2 separate regions of the Homo sapiens genome follow, and region 2 is linked to region 1. The links are chromatin loops, found by intact Hi-C in ENCODE. Cell type or tissue: sigmoid colon. All regions are shown on one strand. Links, peaks and the distances in the headings refer to the core of each region. The heading gives the core; the rest is flanking DNA.

The links. A loop is a pair of places that touch in the nucleus more often than their neighbours do. Peaks named below come from ENCODE experiments on the same cell type or tissue, not always from the same donor. Only the 100,000 strongest peaks of a DNase experiment are listed, where the experiment ranks them.
Region 2: it touches region 1 in a loop (5-fold over the local background); 1 of 110 quality-filtered maps calls a loop at or near these places.

Annotation. Positions count from the first base shown.
Region 1 is chr6:154,590,074-154,595,634 of GRCh38, forward strand. No RefSeq gene overlaps it. Among named protein-coding and RNA genes, the nearest start is that of CNKSR3, 82 kb to the left of the region's middle. In sigmoid colon, for the core only: no CTCF peak of the experiment used is centred there; a DNase peak (open chromatin) is centred at 3,238.
Region 2 is chr6:154,453,998-154,459,558 of GRCh38, forward strand. All of the region lies in intron 1 of CNKSR3 (CNKSR family member 3), which reads right to left. Among named protein-coding and RNA genes, the nearest start is that of CNKSR3, 54 kb to the right of the region's middle. In sigmoid colon, for the core only: no CTCF peak of the experiment used is centred there; a DNase peak (open chromatin) is centred at 3,243; H3K4me3 peaks cover 494 bases.

The DNA.
Region 1 (5,561 bases), core at 168-5,167:
GTAATTCCCAAGTTTTGGACTTCTACAGAAGAAAACTTTGACAAAACTCAACCCTATTATATTTTGAATGATATAATCACAACCATCTTCCTTTGTTTGGGTATTCATTTGTGTTTTGAATAATTAAGCAGGAAATCTAGCCTGAATATTCTAGCCATCTCAAATTCCATTGGTTTATCTGTACAGCTAAAAATAATTACACTCATGTGCGCTTAATGAATAGATCAGACTGCTTCACATTCTTGCCTGCATTCAGAAATTCAAAAGGTAGGTTACCCTGCTTTTTGCTAAATTTTTTAGTGATATTAATTTGTGGAACAGATTCTATAAACTTTAAGTCCTAATGTCCAGCTTTTGGAATTATGATTTTTTAAAGTTTACCATTTGAACATATAATAATCATCAATATTTCAGAAGATTGAAAAATAAAATATATTTGAACTTTGCTAACCACTTTCTCCCTCAGTATTTACAGACCTCCACTAATTGAGATGACGCACTTCTTCAAAAATAAAGATGCTGTTCAAATACTTTCCGTGTTTGCTTAATTAAAAAGGACATTGGAAAAAATGACCTTGTATGCCCACTAATAGCAGTTTGGAAGCGACACTTCCTATTCATTATGTTATCACCATTTTCCTTTAAAATAATCATTCAAATACATGCATTTCTCATTTCCAAGAAAACTAAAGCTGACATGTAATAAACTGAGAGTTAAATACAGATCCATTATTGTGGGGCCAACAAAACCTGTGTTACTCAGATCTGATAACACAGTTGCATGTAAATTCCATGCATCTGCTTATATCTAATATGTGCACATATTTACTCTGAGGAAATGGGAAAGCAAAGCTGGGCTCAAGAGTAGTAATGTAAACAGCATCGCACCTACGCTCAGCAGGAATCGTTTGCACACCTGTCTTTCTTGGAAATGTGTCAACCAGTTGTTTTCTCAGGTTCATGTGCAATTTTATCGAGCCCTGGAAACACCTACTCCACATTCACTGTGCCAACCATTAAAGTCCAGTTTGTTTCTGAGTGAGGAGGTGGGAAAGGGCTGGTTTGGAAACCAAGTCTGTGACTGTTTCAAATGCACCAGTGGTCTCCCAAAGGTTGACTTTTATCACCTTTGAGACAGTACTCTCTGAAGGCCCCTCCCTCATTCTTACAGATTGGCATTTTGATTTTAAAAAATGAAAATGAAAAAAAAGGAAATAGAGAAATGGGACCACATATAGAAAAACTGGGATAAAGCTTCATTTATTCAACACCCACTGTATGTCAGGCCTGTGTTAGTCTTTAGAGATACAGCAGTAAACAACTTTCTACTTTGACTTCTAAGCAATAAATTTGCTTAAGTTTACTGCAGACTTGGAGCAAAGTCTCTAAAGAGTGTGGTGATAAAATGGAGAATCTGGAACATTAGAGAAGGAATGCCTTTGTTTAGTGGGTGACTCCTTAAATAGCATAATTTTCTAAATTTTTTAATGTCATACAGTTATTATTTTGTAATCTAACGTAAAAATGAAGTTTAGGCCAGGCATGGTTGCTCACACCTGTAATCTCAACACTTTGGGAGGTCGAGGCAGGAAGATCACTTGAGCTTAGGAGTTCGAGACCAGCCCAGCCAACATGGTGAAACCCCGTCTCTACAAATAATACAAAAATTAGCCAGGCGTGGTGGCTCGTGCCTGCAGTCCCAACTACTTGGGAGGCTGAGGTGGGAGGATTGCTTGAGCCAGGGAGACAGAAGTTGTAGTGAGCCGTGGTAGGGATACATTTTTTTAAATGTTTAAAAAAAATAAACATAAAGTTTAGATGAAATTCATACATTAAGAAAATTAATTTGCTAGGCCAGGCACTGTAGCTCACGCCTGTAATCCCAGCACTTTGGGAGGTTGAGGCAGGGAGATCACTTGAGCTTACCAGTTCAAGATCAGCCTGGACAACATGGCAAAACCCTATCTCTACTAAAAATACAAAAAACTGGCCAGGAGTGGTGGCACGTGCCTGTAGTCCCAGCTACTTGGGAGGCTGAGGTGGGAGGATGGCTTGAGACTGGGAGGTGGAGCTTGCAGTGAGCTGAGATCACACCACTGCACTCCACCCAGGGTGATAGAGCCAGACCCTGTCTCAAAAAAAAAATTAATTTGCTTTTAGTCCAATGGTGACAAACATTGATTCATCCACTCATGAATGTATATGGTAGTTATAAAATAATATAGCGCAAAGTTCTAGCTACATAGATATTAAGGAGGCAAAGAGAAGGAATCCTAACTCAGCCTGGGGAGGAGTAAGAGAGGGAGTTTGGGAGGGCTTCCTGGAAGCAGTGACCACTGAGAGTTAAAACCAGAGAAGGAGTGAGGTCAAAGGAAGAACATTCTCTACAGAGAAGATAGCAATTAAAAGGAACTGGAGATCTAAAATAACTCTTCTTAATGTCTTTACTGACTTCTATGTGGGGCGTTGGGGGAAGAGCACTAGAAGAGGTTGAATATATCTAGAACATACACTATGACTGAAGCGAGTTTGAGAGACAGGGCTAGAGAGATAAGCAGGAATAAAATCAGGGAGAGCCTTGAGCACCACCGCATTAGGAAAAGGCTGCCGTATTAGGAAAGGCTGTTCAATATGACGTAATAAAACCTAATTATCGTAGGTTCATGAGAGCTTATCCAAGAAAGGTCCTGTCACTGTCGTAGCCAGGCAGGATATTAAAGATATTTCCGTATTGAAGACCTTTCCCTAATTCGCATCTCTGTGACACTGTCACCTACTCTTTCTTTTCCCATTCTAGCTCTTAGGCCTGGTGGCAATTCTGTAAGAGTGCCAAAAAGGAAGTACAAGCTTTAAAAAATAATTATACCATTTTTAAAACAACAAAACAAAACAAGTCACCAAAAGAAGTCTGCTTAAATTTTGCTTTCTGGGCTGCAAAGATCATGACCACTAGGAAGCTGAATTGAAGAAAAGCCCTACTTGTTTTGGCCAATGTTTTCCTCAAATAGAAGAGTCTGAATGTGTTGCCGTGTCCAGAGATTTGCTGGTATGTGGTTCAGATGCTTCTCCAGTCGAAGCTTTATGTGAAATTTTAAAAGGTGTAGGGCTCACCAAAGCCCCATAGGGAGCTATCAATCTATGTCATGGGGCGGACTCTGAATCCTTGTGAGTAATCCCCGCCTGCCTTCCCTCCCCCAGCTCTCTCCCCAGCACCATGTAAGGTAAGTTCAGCCAGCAAACTCAGATCTGGCTCTCTTTACCCTTGAGAACCTTGCTTATGCCTCTAACACACACGCAGACGGTGAACTGGGCACATTGCTTTCTACTTTTATGAAGGTCACAGACTCTTACTGCTAGAGTAACCAGATCTCCTGCCTCACCAGGCGCAGTCCCAGGCGGTGTCTGTGCTGTCAATATAAATCCCAATTTCTAACCACCTTCAGCAGGAGTTCTACCTCTGCTTGCAAGCCTTTCTCCCATTTATTCCACAGAGAAGCTTATACGATGGAACTCCCGTGAATTCCAGTAAAACCTAAGAATTTGAGAAACACCCTAGAGATTATGGTTGAGAGTTTAGCCTACAATTTATGTGTTCGAGGAACCTTCAGATAAATTATATAATTACATTTAATAAATCCTTGTTGCACTCGTCTGAAAAATAAATAGGTAATTTTTTAAAGCATAAGGAAGGCCCATCTCCCACCCCAAGCAAAGGTAATCAAGGAACTCGGAAAACCTAGGGCAAAGAGTTGAGTGAAAGCAGATCTGGGAAGAAGCCATGTGAAGCACCACTCATGAGAAAATGGTGTTTGGGGCCTGGCGCGGGGACTCACGCCTATAATCCCAACACTTTGGGAGGCTGAGGCAGGGGTAGGGGATCACCTGAGGTCAGGAGTTCGAGACCAGCCTCGACAACATGGTGAAACCCTGTCTGCACTAAAAATACAAAAATTAGCCGGGTGTGATGGCATGTTCCTGTAATCCCAGCTACTCAGGAGGCTGAGGCAAGAGAATCGCTGGAACCTGGGAGGCAGAGGCTGAGTGATAGATCAGATTTGCATTTGAAACCAGTTCCGGCCGTTTGCAGTGGCTCCTGTAATCCCAGCACTTTGGGAGGCTGAGGTAGGTGGATGGATCACCTGATGTCAGGAGTTCAAGAGCAGCCAGGCCAACAGGGTGAAACCAGCTCAATAAATGAGCTGGGCGTGGTGGCATGCACCTGTAGTCCCAGCTACTCGGGAGGCTGAGGCAGGAGAATCGCTTGAACCTGGGAGGTGGAGGTTGAAGTGAGTCCAGATAGAGCCACTGAAATCCAGCTTGGCAACAGAGCAAGACTCTGTCTCAAAAAAAAAAAAAAAAAATTAGCTGGGCATGATACTGCACATCTGTAGTCCCAGCTACTTGGGAAGTTGAGGCAGGAGAATTGCTTGAACCCAGGAGGCGGAGGTTGCGGTGAGCAGAGATCATGCCACTGCACTCCAGCCTGAATGACAGAGCGAGACTTCATCAAAAAAGATTTAAAAAAATGGCGTTTGGCCATGGTGTCAGTCATCAGATCTGGCTCCTACCCATAAGCTGAGTGGACAGCATGTTACTAATAGTGATTTCCCCATCCTCTCTGGCCATTCGGAAAAGCATGTTCAGCAGTTTCTGGTCCTTTGGCCCTTTCTCCTTCCCTGAGTCTTTTACAGAAGACTCTGAACTGATGTTTCACTGGTTTTATTTTTTATGTATGTATGTACGTATTGGAGATAGGGGTCTCACTCGGTCGCCCAGGCTGGAATGCAGTGGCATGATCATAGCTCACTATAGCCTTCAACTCCTGGGCTCAAGCAATCCTCCTCAGCCTCTGGAGTAACTGGGACTGCAGGCATGCACCACCACACCTGGATAATTTTTTTTTTTTTTTTGAGAGATGGGATCTTGCTATGTTGCCCAGACTGGTCTCCAACACCTGTCCTCAAGCAGTCCTCCCACCTTGGCCTCCCAAAGTGCTAGGATTACAGGCATGAGCCACTGCACCCAGCCTGGTTTTATTTTTTAAGAACAACCTTACTGAGGCATAACGGACATAGAACAAATGGCACATATTTTTAAAATTACAGTTTAATTGGTTTTGAGGCATGTTTATTTCTGTGAAGTCTCAACACAATCAAGATAATGAACATATCCATCACCCCAAAGTCTTCTCCTGCCCCCTGGTAATTCCTCCCTTTCCCCACTCATGCTCCCCAGATCCCATCCCCAGCCATCTTTCTTTTGGCTTGAAACAAAACAAAACAAACAAGAAACTTTTTAAAAAGTTCTTTTCAAATTCTTTTTTAATTGCCTAATTGAAACCTTCTGAAGCTCTAAGGTTTCTTGCTAATCCATATGAAACATACCCAGCAATCTGCTTAGTTGTCTGGCACACTTTTCACATTTAAAAAAAAAAGAATAAATAAAATACAAGAAAATTCCAAGGGAGCAAAGAGTGTATTTGGCTTATTTAACAAGCATAAGGAAAAGAAGTATTTGCTTTAGCTTAAAGCCATTGACAGCATTCTTTCCTATGGAAAAGG
Region 2 (5,561 bases), core at 378-5,377, 140 kb before region 1:
ACAGGGCCCAGACCTACTCTACTGTCATGAAATCTGGCTGCATATAATCCTAAACCTTCAAGGAAATCCCAAATGCAAGATGAAAACACACACACACACACACACACAGAGAGAGAGAGAGAGAGAGAGAGAGAGAGAGAGAGAGAGATAAGAGCCCGCAATCCAATACCAGTCTCCCTTCTTACTGACCGGGTAACCTGGAGCAAGTTACTCAGCTGTCTCATTTGTAAAATGAGAATACTAATACTACCCACTACATAGAACTGTAATGAAAATTTAATGTTAATGTTTATAAAGAACTTAAAACACCATGGAACACACAGTAAATACTCTGTAAATTTAGTTAAATTTTAAAATGTGATTTATTCAGGTCCTCAATTTTCTAAATGTTCAGAATAAAAGTTGCTGGCTGGGCATGCTGGCTTACTCCTATAATTCTAGCACTTTGGGAGGCCAAGGCAAAAGGACTGCTTGAGGCCAGAAGTTTGAGACCAGCCTGGACAACATAGCAAGACCCCATCTCTATTAACAGAAAAAATTTGTTGTTTGTTTGTTTGAGACAGGGTCTCACTGCAGCATAGCAGCACGATCATAGCTCACTGCAGCCTTGAATACCTGGGCTCAAGTGATGATCCTGCCTTAGCCTCCCAAGTAGCTGGGACTACAGGTGTGTGCCACCACACCCAACTAATTTTTCATTTTTTTGTAGAAACGAGGTCTCCCTATGTTGCCCAGGCTGGTCTTGAACTCCTGGGCTCAAGCTGTTCTCCTGCCTTAGCCTCCCAAAGTGCTAGGATTACAAGTGTGAGCCACTATACCTGGCAGAAAAAAAAAAAATAATAATAAAATTTTTGAAAGAGAATAAAAGTTGCTAAAGAGACACAGAAACTCCCAAATGCTTAGATGGCTATGTTATTACCTTTCCCAGAACGTGTTCCCAAATGTGAGAGCCTGCAATCATCATTGGTTTCACCTAAAAAATTTTTATGATTTATATCAGAACGTAAGCATCACAAAAGCAGTGACTTTGGACGGGCACAGTGGCTCACATCTGTAATCCCAGCACTTTGGGAGGCCAAGGAGGGTGTATCACTTGAGGTCAGGAGTTCGAGACGAGGCCTGGCCAACATGGTGAAACCCCATCTCTACTAAAAATACAAAAAAAAAAAAAATTAGCCAGGCGTGGTGGCAGGCACCTGTAATCCCAGCTACTCGGGATGTTGAGGCAGAAGAATCAGTTGAACCTGGGAGGCAGAGGTTGCAGTGAGCCGAGATCATGCCATTGCACTCCAGCCTCCATCTCAAAAAACCAAAAAAAAAATAGTGATTTTGTTTTGTTCACTACTTCCTCCACTGGTGTGGAGAACATTGCTGGTGTTCAATAAATATTTGTAAAATAAACACATGAGGCAAGAAGAAAGACAAAGAGCTCCACATAAATATTAATATCACACCAATGCACAGAAGTCATCTGCTTTTATTTTCTTTCCTTTTTTTTTTTCAGACAGAGTTTCTTTCACTCTTGTCAATTCTCCTGCCTCAGCCTCCCAAGTAGCTGGGATTATAGGCACCCGCCAACACGTCCAGCTAATTTTTGTATTTTTAGTAGAGACAGGGTTTCACCATGTTGGCCAGGCTGGTCTCGAACTCCTGACCTCAAGCAATCCACCTGCCTCGACCTCCCAAAGTGCCAGGATTATAGGCATAAGCCAACATGCCTGGCCTGCTTTTATTTTCTTATACAAATAAGCAACTAAACTATTGATTGTGATATCAGTTACAGATATTTGCTGCACATTTCAACATTTCAAGATTAAAGGAGGTCATTTCTGCACAAAGAGAAATATCATAAACAAAATAAAACTCCAAGCCTCTCAGTATCAGTCTTTGACAAGATACCTGCCTTGTACTAAGAATTTTTATTAATTAATTAATCTCCCCTAAGTGTAGAAAGGATTATATACATGAAGACTAAGAAGTTAGAGTAAATGCCCCAATGCAAAAAAAAACAAACAAAAAACAAAACAACAACAACAAAAAACTATGGCTATTCTCATTTTCTGTAAAAGAGTAAAATCAGATGATGAACTAGGTCCCAGAAAGCAAATGGTCATCATGACCACTTTAGTGGAAAGTGTCCCACAGACCACACCTTCTGTGGCTTTGCTTCCAGCTTAGCAAGCTCAAGTTGGCAGAAGCTACAATTCTTCAAATACAGGAGCCCAGAGTGGTTCTTCCAATGTTTTGCATTGAGTACTCTCACCTGAGTTGGGTTTTGTGCTTTCAGGTTGTTTTTTGTTTTCTGGGTTTTTGTTTTGTTTTGTTTTGTTTTTTTAATGATTAAATTCAGAAATCAGTTTAGCTAAAGCTTGTAGACTCTCATCTCACTCAAGACTTTTAAGAATCACAAGTGACATGTGCCAGGCGCGGTGGCTCACGTCTGTGATCCCAGCACTTTGAGAGGCCAAGGAGGGTGGATCACTTGAGGTCAGGAGTTCGAGACGAGCCTGGCCAACATGGTGAAACACCATCTCTACTAAAAATACAAAAAAAAAAAAAAATAGCTGGGCTTGGTGGTGGGCCCCTGTATTCTCAGCTACTCAGGATGCTGAGGCAGGAGAATCAGTTGAACCTGGGAGATGGAGGTTGCAGTGAGCTGAGAACATGCCATTGCACTCCAGCCTAGGTGACAAGAATGAAACTCTGTCTCAAAAAAAAAAAAAAAAAAAAAAAAAAAAGTGACATGTGATGCAAAAATTTGCTCCAACAGGATTTTGGTAGACTATGCTCTTCCACGAGGAGAATCATCACAGACTCACACAAATTCAATTTAATTCAACAAACTTTAGGAAGCAACTACTATATGTAAGATACTCTCTACTGGAAATCGACCTCCATTACAAAGGAGACGGGGTTCAGGGGTAGGTCAGCTTATTATTATCTGAACCAGAGGGACGGAAACAGGATTTGGGGGGTACATTTACACCTGACCACAATATTCTCAGAATTCCCAATACTTTGAAAAACATTAAATGGTAAAGACCTGACATCAAAGCTCCTTAGCCTTCCCGACTTACTGACACCACTGGCCAGTATATTATAACTTCCCCCAAACATGACATGTTGCTAAGAACAAAAAGACAGCTTTCAAACAGAAGCGTGACATGTTTTGGCTTCTATGTGAGCGTAGTATGATTAATGGAGGGAGCAAGGCTGATGTCAGGGCATGCCAAAAGCCAGAAAGGTGGTCTACTGGTAGGCCTCCGAGTGCCCTTTCGTGAGATGAGTCACCCAGTTACATCACTTGGAAATGCCTTTCTTCTGTCGCTCGTTTTGTTGATGTCTGTAGGCCTTAATTTTCAGGACTAGTTGATAAAGAGTTGATTTAAATATAGCAATTTGAGGTTGTTCAATAATACTATGTTTGAAACCCAGCAGTGGGCCAGATGCAGGGGCTCACACCTGTAATTCCAGCACTTTGGGAGGCCAAGGTGGGTGGATCACCTGAGGTCAGGAGTTCGAGAACAGCCTGGCCAACATAGTGAAACCCTGTCTCTACTAAAAATGCAAACAGCCGGGCGTGGTGGCCTGTAATCCCAGCTACAGGCGTTCTCTGCATTCTGTTCTGTCATTTGTCTCTGCAGAGTATCCCTTCACCATGTCCCCTTCTGCTCGTGGTCACTGTCACAGCTGAACTTATGTCTTGCCCGGATTTCTGCAATAACCTAGAAAGTGGTGGCCATGCTCACTCCCTTCTTCCTCTTAATTCATCCTCTATCATTCCATCTGAGCAAAACCATCCTGTCCTTTACAGATCCCAGTCCATTAGCTCAACACAGCATCTCAAGTCCTTTGGGACCCGTCCTCTTCCAAACCTCCCTGCAGTCCCATCATCCTGTAACTCACCCTACTGGTGAGGACACAGTAAGCACCTGTTCTGCTGAGTTTCTCCAAAAGTAACAAAAATGTCACGCACAGGTTGGCAAAAACAGCACCCAGGCCAAATCCTGCCAGCTGCCTGTTTCTGCAAACAAAGTCTGAATGGAACACGGCCATGACTCCTTGGTTTACAGATTGCCTCTGGCTGCTTTTGTACTACAATGGCAGAGTTGAATAGCTGTGATAGAGACGTATGGCTCTCCCACAGAGCCTAAAATATTTACTACCTGGCCCAGGTTTACAGGCCCTTGGTATAACTGACAGCAGCGATGAGTACAGAGTGATGATGACCTCTGCCGACCAGAAAAATAGACTCCACCAGTCTAGTCTGGAATTAAGGGAATGTGAGTTTTTCTTTTTTTGTTGTATTTTTTAAGGAATCATTTCATACAGTTACACTGAATTTAAAACCATAGAAAATGCTCCCCCCTCCCCTAATGAAAGACCTGAATGTTTTAGGAGGTTCCTTACAACTTTTGAGCCACTTTATTATTTTCTTTTTGTCAGTTCTCTTGAGGCATAATTTATAGACATTAAAAGTCACCAATTTCCAGGGTACAACTCAGTGAGCTTGGACAAACAGGCAGTCATTCAACCACACTACAATCATGATAGAAACATTCCTATCACCCCCAAAAAAAGTTCCCTCGGGCCCCTTTGCTGCCTACTCCCTCCCTACAGCCCCGTCCCCAGCTGCCACTAATCTGATTTCTACCTAAATGAGCCCAATTTCTCCTCCTGGCTGTACTCCCTGTCCTGCCCCAGTAACACTGGCTAACTCACTTAGTTCTGGTTCTCAGGCTTCCCATCAGTGGATTAGCAGGCTTCCATTAGAACTGACACCCACGCACACTACTAATTGCAGCTCTGATTTTATCAGTCATCCTTCGAGGTTTGTGGTTAAATTTAATTTGAAGAACGGGGACCATGATGAAACATAATGTCTGAAAACTGGATTGGAAAGCTGCCGTGCTTCTTTCAGGTCTAAAGATCCATAGTTCCAACATATGTTTGAGCTACTCAGAAGTTACCTTTACTTACAAGAGCAGAGAATGAAAAAGGAAATAAGCTGCCCAGAAACTTAAGTCCTAAATATCCTCAAAGCTACAAAAGAAAGAAAAAGAAAGAAAGAAGAAAAAAAGAAAGAGAAAGAAGAAAAAGAAAGAGAGAAAGAAAGAAAGAGAAGAAAAAGAGAGAGAAAGAAAGAAAGAAAGAAAGGAAAGAAAGAAAGACTAGCAAATGAATGAACTTGGTCTTGAAAAAAACCATATAAAGACGATGCATGTAAGTCGGGTTTTGACCCTGATCAGAGCTGTGAGCTGGAACTGCTGCTCCCTTGGAAGCAGGGGCCCTGTGAAATCCAAACACATAATAAAGATCCAACCACCAAGAACCCTGGGAAGCCCAACTTACAACCAGCAAAGTTCTTTCACTTTGTTTCTGAAATGGAATGACTGATTTTGAGGATAAGGGACACCCCACTGGCCATTTTTTGGGGTACCAAGCTGAAAGAACAGTAATGCAGAAGAGAAAATAAAAGTTTAGACTCTTACCCATTTGGGAAAAGCTGATCTACACATTGCTGAAGAGCTACCAAATACGTAGTAATGAGCCCACAGCTT